2 separate regions of the Mus musculus genome follow, and region 2 is linked to region 1. The links are chromatin contacts, found by Hi-C in ENCODE. All regions are on one chromosome and are shown on one strand. Each heading gives the region's core, a stretch centred on a gene start or an enhancer-like site at or near the end of the contact. The rest is flanking DNA. Distances are from core to core; before and after follow the strand shown.

What was found. A loop is a pair of places that touch in the nucleus more often than their neighbours do.
Region 2: a loop to region 1 is called in a map of T-helper 1 cell, with 3 times the contacts of the local background. The contact joins the promoter of Ptprc here to the enhancer-like site in region 1. A Hi-C loop is called at or near these places in 8 of 37 maps with a recorded cell type or tissue (T-helper 1 cell, T-helper 17 cell, T-helper 2 cell and 3 more).

The regions. Positions count from the first base shown.
Region 1 is chr1:138,134,288-138,140,540 of GRCm38, reverse strand. All of the region lies in intron 1 of Ptprc (protein tyrosine phosphatase, receptor type, C), which reads left to right. Among named protein-coding and RNA genes, the nearest start is that of Ptprc, 38 kb to the left of the region's middle. Within about 2 kb of position 3,937, at least 1 of the 3 ENCODE cell types and tissues checked has a DNase peak (open chromatin) inside an H3K27ac peak, as active enhancers do.
Region 2 is chr1:138,172,647-138,178,899 of GRCm38, reverse strand. Ptprc (protein tyrosine phosphatase, receptor type, C) reads left to right here and starts at 3,774. Exons shown (of 32, transcript NM_001111316.2): 1 at 3,774-3,885. The coding sequence starts at 3,813.

The DNA of each region.
Region 1 (6,253 bases), core at 2,688-5,187:
ACACTGTGTGGGGCATAAAGAATTCTGACTGTGCCAGCTTCTTTCAGAGACACATTTGGAGAAGGCAGAATGCTGCAAGAATCAGTAAGAATTTCTAAGGATTGTTGAGTTCCTACTTGCGGAGGCCCTCAAACAGCCTCCCAGGATGGTATCATCAAAGCAAGTAGATATCGTAACCTTTTGGTATCTGAAGATGAACTAAAGTAGGTAGCAAGGAATGTCAGAATTTGCTCCTGAAAATATTTTAATTTTTTATTAGATATCTTCTTTATTTATATTTCAAATTTTATCCCCTTTCCTCATTTTCCCTCCGAATCCCCCCCCCATCCCACCCCTCCATCCCCTGCTCACTAACCTACCCACTCCTGCTTCCCTGTCCTGGCATTCCCCTACACTAGAGCATTGAACCTTCACAAGGCCAAGTGCCTCTCCTCTCATTGATGTTCCACAAGGCCATCCTCTACTAGTACGCAGCTGAAGCCTTGAGTCCCTCCTTTTGTACTCTTTGGTTGGTGGTTTAGTCCCTGGGAGCTCTGGGGGTACTGGTTGGTTCATATTATTGTTCCTCCTATGGGGCTGCAAACCCCTTCAGCTTCTTGGATCCTTTCTCTAGCTCCTCCATTGGTGACTCTGTGCTCAGTCCAATGGATGGTTGTGAGCCTCCACTTCTGTATTTGTCAGGCACTGGCAGAGTCTCTCAGGAGACAGCTATATCAGGCTCCTGTCAGCAAGCACTTGTTGGCATACACAGTAGTATCTGGGTTTGGTAACTGTACATAGGATGGATCCCCAGGTAGGACAGTCACTAGATGACCTTTCCTTCAGTTTCTGCTCCAAACTTTGTCTCTATATCTGCTCCCATGGATATTTTGATCCCTCTTTAAAGAAGGACCAAAGTATTCACACTGTAATCTTCCTTCTTCTTGAGCTCCATATGGTCTATGAATTGTATCTTGGGTATTCTGAACTTCTGGGCTAATGTCCACTTATCAATGAGTCCATAACATGTGTGTTCTTTTGTGACTGACTTCACTCAGGATGATATTTTCTAGTTCCATCTGTTTGCCTAACTTGATGAATTCATCGTTCATTGTTCATGAACTCCATGAATTCATTGTTTTTAATAGCTGAGTAGTACTCCATTGTGTAAATGTACCATATATATTTTTTTTTGTATCCATTCCTCTGTTGAAGAACATCTGGGTTCTTTCCAGCTTTTGACTATTATAAATAAGGCTGCTATGAACATAGTGAAGCATGTGTCATTCTTACATGTTGGAGCAATGCAAATCAAAACAACACCCTGATATTCCACCTCACACAAATCAGAATGGCTAAGATAAAAAAACTCAGGTGATAGCAGATGCTGACGAGGATGTGGAGAAAGAGGAACACTCCTCCATTGCTGGTGGGATTGAAAGCTGGTACAACCACTCTGGAAATCAGTTTGGTGGTTCCTCAGAAGAGTGGACATAGTACTACCTGAGGACCCAGCAATACCACTCCTGGGCATACACTGAGAAGTTGCTTCTGAAAATATTTTAATAGGAAAGACACATATCAGGACTCTTTAGAGTTTGGTTGATGCTGCCATGTGTGTGTGTGTGTGTGTGTGTGTGTGTGTGTGTGTGTGTGTGTATGTGTGTGTGTGTGTGTGTATGGGAGGATGCCTGAGAAGGCAGACAAGAACAAGGAAGTAACAGGCCTCAGACTTCAGGAGTTCAAGAACTTTGTTCCAAACTTGAGGATCTTCTATTACTAAGTGAAACATTATAGAGTTTTGTGGAAATCAGGTTCTTTGGATTCTGTATGACCTGGGATTTAGGTTTGGTGCTGTTGCTTAGTCTGTTATGAAACAGATTACTTAAGCCACCTATGTCTTCCTTTCTCATTTAATAACCCAAGAGGAATGCCATTCATCAAACAAGGCTATGACCGTTTATTACAGATCCGCATGTTAGGTAACCCCCCATCATAAGATTATTTCTGTTGCTACTTCATAACTGTAATTTTGTTACTGTTATGAATTATAATGTAAATATCCCTGTTTCCCGATGGTCTTAGGCTACCCCTGTGAAAGGATTGTTCGATCTCCAAAGGGTTGCCACCCACAGGTTGAGCACTGCTAATCTAGAGCCTAAACTTAAGTAGCATAGACACCTAGTAAAAGGGAAAGTCTCTCAACCCTTATGAATGACTTCCAGAGCGACAAATGTAGCTCAGTTTGTAGTGTGCTTGCCTAGCACGTATAAAGCTTTACATTTGATTCCCAACATCACAGGAGTCCAATATGGGGGTGAGTGTTGGTAATGCCAGCACCAGCATGACAGAAGCAGGGAAAGAAGGATTATAAATTGAAGGTCATCTTGGCTGCACAATGAGTTTGATAACCATAAGCAACCATGAAGCTTAGGCTACATGAGACCCTGTCTCAGACCCACGAACAAATAAAACGAATGTCTGAGAATTGGAGGTCTAGGAGCCCTGAGTAGGAAATCTAGATCCAAGTAGGTGTTTGGGGATTTTTAATTTTTACAGCGTCGCCTGAGGCCCTGCATTGTCTGTGTAGCCAAGTATGAGGATGGCCTGAAACTTCTGAGTCTTTTGTTTCCACTTCCTGATTACTGGGGTTATAGGAAGAAGCGACTACATCTGATTCTGGCTCTTCTGGGGCTTCATCTCAGGGCCTCCTTGATGTTAGGTAAGGGCTAGTACAACTGAATTGCAGCCCTAGACCCAGGCAGACCTTGAATAGACTTCCTGGAGGAAGGATGGTTTTTGTAACACTTAAATCAGTGGTTCTCAAGCTTCTTAATGTTGTGACCCCTTTAATACAGTTCCTCATGGTATCGTGACCCCCAACCATAAAAACGATTTCTGTTACTACTTCATAGCTATAATTTTGCTACTGTTATCAATTGTAATGTAAATATCTGGTAAGTAGAATATCTGATATGAGACTCCTCCAGCGGTCATGACCCACAGGTTGAAAATCAGTGAAATCGAGGTAAGATGCAGGCCGCCTGAAATATTACAACAGGTGTCAGGATTCAGCATGCTACTTATTTTATTTCAGACAGACAATATCCTTTCTGCTGACAGAAAGCCTGAAGAACTGGCCCAAGATGAGTTTTTCTTAAGCAACTAAATAGGCGATATCTCACAACCCCAATATTGTTTATGAACATCGGCAGGCTATTTTCATATTTTTCTTTATCATGGAACAATAAGGTAATCAACATGTAAGAGTGTTAGTAAAAATCCTCACCATGGAAAAATGTTTCCAACACAGGGCAAATGACTGTCCGTTGATATGCCCAGGCAGAGGAAAGACCAGCATGCATCTCTCCTTCAGGCCTTGCTTTCATGGTACTATCAGGTGTAACATTTAGGAAGTTATCCAACTTAAGTAGTTTAGCTCATTGGCTCCCAAAGATGGTGATACTGTACTTCCTACTGGTAGGTATTATTTTAGTACATTATAACAGAGGATTCTTCACAAATATGGAAAAAAATCCTGCCTGATTATCTTTGATCATTTCATAATCTTGAATGGAAAGGAACATGTTCCATTTTCTATTAGACTTTTCTTATTGTAATATGTTCAGTCCGAGTTTCATTACACAATTCCTGTTTGTATTTTTAAATATAAGATGGGATTTAATATTTTGACATTAAAGTATCATTTGTAAGTTACCTTGCAAAGGGAAGTGCCTCTGAAATCAAACCAATCATTATACAAAGTTAGCCTCGTTGTTGAAATACGATTTCACTAGAGCAAAGTCAAGTCAACCTGAAATTCGGTATTTCGTAGCAGTTAAAGTGTGCAGCCAGGCGGCTTCAACATGAGCTAGAGAAGTTGCGGTTTTACCCCGAGATAGGGCTGATTATGCTGGTGCTATGGCAACCGGTTGCACCATTTGGAAGCTCTTCTGTGCTTAACCGCATGAGCTGCGCCTCTTCCTTTCCTATAAAGACTTAGAATGAGAAAAACAGAAGTGTGCGAGGAGAAGAAACCACAAGGGCAGTAGAGGCACTGCTGCGAGCGAGCCTTTAGCTTTTGCAAACAGCAGCCGAACAGCACACCGAAAACCTCTCCGGAGGAAAGCTGCCTCTCTCTTGCTTTTCCCATTATGCCTGTACTGTAATGATTTTGAAAGCGCGCCAAGTGTTTCTGTTCAGCACTTTCATGACTGAGAGATGAGAAAAAATTAGTTGGGCATTTATCAACCTTGGCTTTGATTATCCGCTGCTCTGGGGAGATTGGAGGACTGGGTGCAATCTTGGGGGAGACATTTGATACTCTTCATGAGACTGATAACAGTTTGGTGGTAGATGTCCCACAATGTAGCTCTCATTTTCTGTTTATTTTTTGTTTAAGCTAACACCACACACACACACACACACACACACACACACACACACACACACACGCCATCGTTTTATTTGTTTTGAAATCTTGAAAATACTAATAAGGACATATTCAAACTTGTTTTTCTATTTTTTAATTTTTTCTATGTTTTTCTATTATTGTTTTTCTATTTTTCTCTCTGAGAGGGTCTGGGCAGTCAAGCCAAGCTGCTCTCCTCATTCCAGTATGCTTCAGGCTTCTCGTTATGTGTCCTTTCCCTGTAAACAATGAAAATTTTCCTTTTGTACTGTCACCGTCTAACAATTTTCACTTTTACCAGCATTTTAGTTAGCGTTCACAGTGGTGAGTGTGATTGTGGACATTTTTATACGTATGCATTGTTCTTTGTCCTTCCCCCAGAGCGCTGCCCCCTTTCCTCCCCTTCAGGCCCTCTTCCTCCCCTAAGAGCCATTCCTTCTGCTTTCATGCCTTATACGGTCCATTAGCCTTTTATTATTTCCCTTCTCCTCTTAGAGTTCTTTCTTCCATCTCATCAGCCACATTTTATTTTATGCCTTTTATAAGTTACACACACACACACACACCACAGAGAGAGAGAGAGCTACAGCTCCACATAAGAACAAAACATGTGATATACATCTTCCCAAGGCTAGCTTATTTCATTGAACATTATAATTTGATCTAATTTCCTGTGAATGTTGTGACTTACTCTTCTTTACAGCAGAATGCAATTGTGTATGTGTGTCTTATGTAGAGTACCTGGCTAACTGTTTCATTTTTAATGATAATGTTTTTGGGGGTGTGAGAGTACATGGCTATAACCCTATCACTTGGAAGACTGTGGCAGGAGGAGCATTGTAAGTTGGAGGGTGGCTCAGGTTGCATACCTAGTTTAAAGCATGACTAGATCTTCTCTCCTACAAAACACAATGCAGGAAAACACTACTGCCTTTCACTGTGTCATCCTCTGGGTCCCATTTTGATGGTGCATATAAGGTATTCTGATCATTGTTAATTCTTTCCTAGCTGTTCAGCACAAATACTGACTTTAATATTAATTTTTTTCTTATCACAGTGCAGTTAAATAAGCCTTTTTATATCAGACAGATTGTCAGTTAAGTTTAAACTTTACATTCTCTAGATTTGCACCTATTTGTTTATGATATTTATCTCTAAGTAAGAAGAGCGTGTTATCTGCTTTACCGAATTGCTGTAATGTTATATAAAGTATAATTTAACCTCATTCAGCACCTAATATTTCATAAAACATCACTCAGCACCGTGTCATACACCTAGTATTTACTGGAAATAGTGACTTTTATTCTTGGCCCTGAAAACAGTAAAGCATTTTAGCACGGGTGCCAACACGTGTGGGTGCCTCTATATAATCCGTTCACTATGATCTTACTCTATTTCAGAGGAAGTAAAGAGTTATAAAATCATACATAGTAAAATGTTAATTAGTACAGTTAGATACTTTTTGCTACCTGGCACATATTTTCAACATCAGGTTTACACTTCTGGATAAAAAAAAATGGAAAATAGATAGCCACCGAAGACTAAAATAGATATTCTAAGTCTAAAATTAGGTCTATCCTGGGAACTGTCTCAGACGAGTGAGTGGGTGGGGAAATATCGCCACCAGCAATGCTTCCTCTTCTACCCAAATCTCTACTCCAACGTAAGAAAATAACAAGCACACAGGTCGTGTTGTGGCCGCCTACAGTCTCATTTTTGTACAGAGTTTGTGCTGTGAACCTGGTTGTCAGCCCACTAATGATACAACTACAGGATTTGTGTTTTATATCAGTGACTATTACAGTGCTGATTATACCAAGGCATATACACATACACAGATGCACATCATTGATATAATCTGGG
Region 2 (6,253 bases), core at 2,525-5,024, 39 kb before region 1:
GACTGCAGTCAGGATGTTTGTATGAGAGAAGAATACATTAAAAATGAATAAATAAAAAACAAGACTCTCAGACTAGACCAGCTGCCTGGAAAAAGCAGGAAGCAGAAGAGAAAGTTTAGATCAACAAAGGCACCTGGAAGAGGGCACTGTAGATCTTACTTGAAGGCTGTGTAGTGTGCTCCAGGTTCTAAGATTTGTGAGCTGTCACCCATACTGAGGTGGGCTTTGGTGATGAAACTCTCTTTGAGTCATTTCTCTTCCTGTAAGTAATCCCAATAAAACTCACAAATTTGGACTTTGGTGGTATCTGTGCTTTAATCTGTTGTGGGATCTATACCTGGATTAATTAGGTATATGTGTGGGATCTCCTCAGGATAAAAAGGTCATGTGACACTTGAGAATAGCCTCCCTGTCCTTTTTAGTAGACAGTATCACAGTAGATGTTTTGGTCCTCTGGCTCTTAAAATCTCTCTGTTCCTCTCTTTTGAGATATTGCATCTACTGGGTCTGGGCTCCCCAAAATCAGTTGATCTTTGAACTATGACCAGTTGATACTATATAATGGCTTCAATTTCTTACAAAAAAGCTTTTCTGATGGGGTGGGGTAAGAGTTACATTTAACTATAGGCATAAGGATTTGTTTTTAGAATTCAGGAGCTAGGACTTATGTTGCTCTAGAAAAGTGGTAGTAATAGCTTCTCCTCTGAGAGCTATGACCTTCCTTGCTCCAGGTGGTTGGCAAGGTTCTTAATATGATGCATAATTTCCCTCCTGTTGAATGGGCTTTGAATTCAGTTAGACTGTTGCTGATACTATCAGATAAGAGTGCCACTATTGCACCTTTAGGGATATCTTGTCATGTTGCTCATTATTGTGGTTCATAGGTTCCACAGCTGGCTTGTCAGGTCTATTTATTGCTTCCCTCCCAAGGCAGATGGTACAATGAAAGCTAGCCCACAGGAAGAAAGCTTTCAGATTGGATCTAGCTTTTCAGATTAGATCTGAGCCCTATGTCCAAAGTGTGTGGTACCTTCAGCAATCTGGGTTTACTTTCAGCCTCTGGAAGGCAACCAAGGTTCCCAGCAATAAACAGCTTGTATTATTTTGAGAGTTACATGGACTACCCTGACCAGTTCAAATGGAGGGCTCTCCTGTCTTGGAAGATTTATCAGATAATCTACGGATCTTGTGGAGAGACTGTCAGCCCACGTGACATAGTTTATATATACTATTTGTAAGTTTGGGCAAATATGAAATAATATGATTCCTTGAGGCTTTAGAATTTTATTACCTGGAATTTAAGTTGTAAGGTTATTTCCATGTACAGAAAGGGGGATGTGCAAGTTTGACCCTGCAGCTCCTTGAAATCAAAGTAAGAGGAAAACAAAGTTTTAAGCATCAAAAATGTATCTGCAGGGTGCTGCAGAGATGGCTGAATGGGAAAAGTGCTTGCCTGTACAGGCATGAGAACCTGAGTTTGGAACTCCAGAACCCATTGTAAAAGTGACTATGCATGTGTGTAACCCCAATCCTGGGGACTCAGAGACAGGGCTTCATTGATCACACAGTCTACCCTAAATGCTGAGCACAGCTTCAGTGAGATACCCTAACTCAAAAACATGTATAGAGTGATAGAAGAAGACACCTAACATTACCTTTTTGCCTTCAAATGTACACAGGTGGATGAACACATGTACACCACACAAACCCACAGAGAGACACAGAGATACACAGACACACAGACACACAGACACACACACACACACACACACACACACACACACACACGAAAACACAAGACCCTATGGTATTTCATAATTAGGGATTATAATCACTGTGTCTACTTGTCTCCCATTATCTACATATTTCAAACACTAAGTTATGTGTATATTCTTTTGTTTTTAAATGAAAGTAGATAGCAAAATATTACTAGATCCATTTAATTGTACTGTTGAATTCACAGGAACCTTTAAAATACTGTAGGCATGTTCTTATTGGCAAACTCCCTGAGAATACCATCATTCATTCAGTCTTCTTTTGGTAGTAGAGGGAGAACATTATAGAAAGCCACAACCAGTCAAACTCAGAGAATGACTGACCTTGAGGTTTCCAACCCAATTTGATGCATCTGTAACACAAGGCTTGGGAAACTTACTCAAGCTCAGAAAACTTCACAGAAGAGGGAGTGGAAAGAGTGTAAAAGCCAGAGGACCAGGACGTCTGCTACAAGATAGTGTCTTTTAGGTATACGGGAAGGGTATCATCATGAAACCTCAATAAATGGCTTACTACCTTAGCAAGACCTTAATGGTGACAAGATCAGTTGATATGCTAAAGTTCATGAGGGAAATCTCAGAGGCCCCCACTCAAGATGAAGCATGAAAGGTAGTTAAGGACTGCTGAATATAAGAATTAGACTTTCGCATGGTGAGCTCCCTAACTAGTTATGTGATACCAGGTAGTCAACCCTATGTACACACAGACAAACACAGACACATACACACACACCTACACATCTACACATCTACACACACACACACACACACACATACACCACTAAACAAACTCAGTAGGTTATACCTTCAGGTGTGTGTGTGTGTGTGTGTGTGTGTGTGAGTGTGTGTATACATGTGTAGGGGTGTGTGTGTATGAGTGTATGTGTGTGTAGGGATGCGTTTATTTGTAGGTGTGTGTGTAGCAATAAAAGTTAAAGAATAAATGGTATGAATTAGGGATGAATCTGTGTATTTGGACATAGGAGGGTTCTGGGGAAAAGAGAGAGTGGGGGGAAATAATGCAAATTCAATATACATGTGAAATTGATCAGGGATGTGTGTGGTGGGGTGGGGAAATACTATGATCAAAAGAAACAAGTTAACTTTGTAAAAGACAAGGCTTGGTTTTCATTGCTCTTCTTTCATTGGTAAATAGCACAGAGCAACCCCAAATGTAGGGGCACTCCTGTCTTGAAGCAGAATTCACTGATGCACAGAGGAGAGTCTCACTCCACCACTCAAGGAGATACCTGCATAAAACTCAATGAAACCACCACCAGCAGCCCTGAAAAACAAATTGGGAGGCTCTTTAAAGCCAGTGAAGGTAGTTTTGCATAGGAAAGCCACATCACCGAGGAAATAGGCATACCATTTGAGTCTGAGCTCCTTATGGTAAATAACAGGAGTTGGCAGACATAAGCAGAAAGACAGTTGGTTTGGGTCACTTGGTCGTCTTCAACGAACTTCAGAGCCTCGTACCAGCTTAGTCACTGTGTTATCTTGCCAACCCCTATGTTGTTATACTCATGTGGAAGCTTGTCATATCTTGGGTAAGAAAATTATTGATGACTTGGGAGGGATGTATTGTTTTTGAATAAAGCTTCCTTAAAAAGATATTAAAAAGGAGCAATATTTATATAGTTTAAAACTGTTTTCCTTTAGAGGAAAATTGAGACGAACCGCTAACAGCATAATTACTTGAATTAAGGAAGTAAGAAGCCATTGCACTGACTTTGAACGACCTTTTTTTTTTTTTTTTTAACTTCCTGCAAAGAGGACCCTTTACAGTATTTTTGGAGAAGTTAGTAAAACCGAATCTGACATCACCATTTAGCAGTGCATGTAGCTAGCAAGTGGTTTGTTCTTAGGGTAAGAGAGTAGGAAACTTGCTCCCCATCTGATAAGACAGAGTGCAAAGTATGCGTTCTTTTCTTTTAGTTTTGACTTAGCTTTACAGAGACAAACTTCAAGAGAGATAACCATTATTTTGCCTTTCAGGGAGACCCTATTTCTTAGGGGCACAGCTGATCTCCAGATATGACCATGGGTTTGTGGCTCAAACTTCTGGCCTTTGGATTTGCCCTTCTGGACACAGAAGTCTTTGTCACAGGTAAGCACACCCATATTCATTTTTACTTCCTTGTATTTTGTTGATTTTGTGGCAAAGGCTAGGTTGAAATGGCTATTTTTAAAAGTTGCGTGTGATGGATATTGAAAGTAAGAAGATTCGTTACTCCATGTTCAAGTTTGCCGTTGTTCAGAGAAACAAGGCCTAGTGGAGGGCAGCATACACTGCTTCTGTTCAAAATACATAAATGTTTCGGGGAAAGATCACACTTTAATAGGAAAGTTGACTCTCTTTGTCTCTCTTTATTTGGAAACTGTTCAGGAATGTAGCTAAAGCAATTGATCCAACCTGCATCTGCTATGGTTAGAGGAATTGTTAATTAAGTCAGCTTTTAATGCTTTTGATCAAAATATGAAAGGTTTAAAATCACGAGACAGCTTTGCTTGTGTGTAAGCCAGTCTCTTCAGACAAAGGGTTGTTTCCTCAAATGTTAATGATTATTAAAATAGGGTTTTGAATGCTCAGCTACAGAAAGGCTGAAGAGCACATTAGGTGCTTTAAAAACTCTCCGTGTTGTCTTACCATCGAATGTGTTTTGAATTAATCATTTTAGTTCTGAGATAATGCTTCCTATGAATTCTGCTGTGGAAATTCTGGTAGAGCCACCGCCCTTCCTGGGTGATGGGTACAGAGTACAGCCTTGAAAAGGTAGACGTGTGTTACAGTTCATAAAATTCCTACAAATGCTGTGTCCTTCAGGACAGGGTGACCAGGCAGGCACTGCTTACTGAAGGTTCAGTCCTTCTTACATATCTGGTCTGGTCAATAATTATTTCTGGAGTAGTTTCTCTTTGAGACATGAGTTGATTATCAAGTTACAGCTAGATGGCATTTCTCCTTGTAGTGTTTAATCTAAGATACTTTTAAATGGGGAAAATAGTTAATTGTATCAGAATTCAATTTTATTTTTTTCCTGATGTTCACTCCTCTCGTTTCCAAAGAAATCCCTGGTACTAAGCCGGCTAACGTCTGCTCTGTGTTGTCTGAGGGCCTGGAAAAGAAATGCAGCCTCAGATACTTGTTTGTTGATGTTATCACAATAAGTTTGTTTTGCTTTTTAATTGGAAAGATGGATTTTTTTTTCAAAAGAAAATCCAGTTAGGTAAGTTGCGAATTTGCTTGGATGAGGTTTATCTGGCATAAGATGATTTTAAACAATGCAGGGCACCACAGAATCTTGTCACAATGCACCAACTACTTCCCAGGTCGTGAGCTCTCTATGATTTTTGTTATAATGTAAAGAGAATTATAGAGAAGAATTGAAGATTGTACATTTTATCATATATTGGCATATTTCCACTGTAAGTCCCCACTCGGGGCAATTTTCCGATTTTCTTTAAATGGGTGAGAAAGAACATTAAGGTACCTTCAGATTGTAGAGCAAGTCACCCCCAAATTATAAATTAGGATATTGATATTTTTTGCACAAGAAACATCTTTGAATTCACCATAAAAATGTACATAAAGGGTCCTAGAAACCTTTAAATCAACTTTCCTAAATACTTTATTCTAAAATATAGATTATTAACCAATATATAGATAAAGGATAGTTGATAAATTGCTAACAGATAGAACGGTTTTTATAAAGACCAAGCTTAATATAATACTGAGGATAAATATTTTTCTATAGGACTCTGACAGTTTTCCTTAGAGTGTGTTAGAAACTTACTGTTAGAAACACACACACACACACACATGATCATTTGTATTTGAAAATGGTGTTTAGCATTTCAAGACACATTTTTATTTAGTGTTGAGAACATATTAAGGCTTTAAATTATGTACTTTATTAAGCAAAAAATGACTCAGATCCTACATTTTCTTTTCATGTGATAAATTAATGTGGTATCTACAGGAAATGCACTTTCAGGGAGCAACATTTTATTATATGCTTTAGAAAAATAAATTAGTACAGTAAAACACTAATGAAGCATCCATGGAGAGTACACAGCACTCCAGCATTTTATTTAGCTTATGAAATCCAAATGAGACCAACGTCAAATTTAAGGTCTTCCAGGGCAACTGTGATGCTGTGTTCCCAAATTATAAAATGTCCACGATCTTACTGCTTTGTGCCTCTTTGCCAGGTCAGTTGGACTCTGAAGGCTTGTTTAAAAGTTGTAAGTAATTCTATGGCAGCATTATAGGTCAGAAAGTGCAGATAGAGCTCAGGTTTTCTACCTCTAGTAAAGTTTAACACTAGGCCTGTCTACCAAACCCATCACCTAATGGCTGGAAACGTCTTTAGTTGGGCCCTGAGCAGCGTGCAGTGAGCTAGGTTCTGAGTCAAAACAGTGAGAACTCATTTCCTGGGCACAATTCTTCATTTTTCCATCACCATTAAAACCAT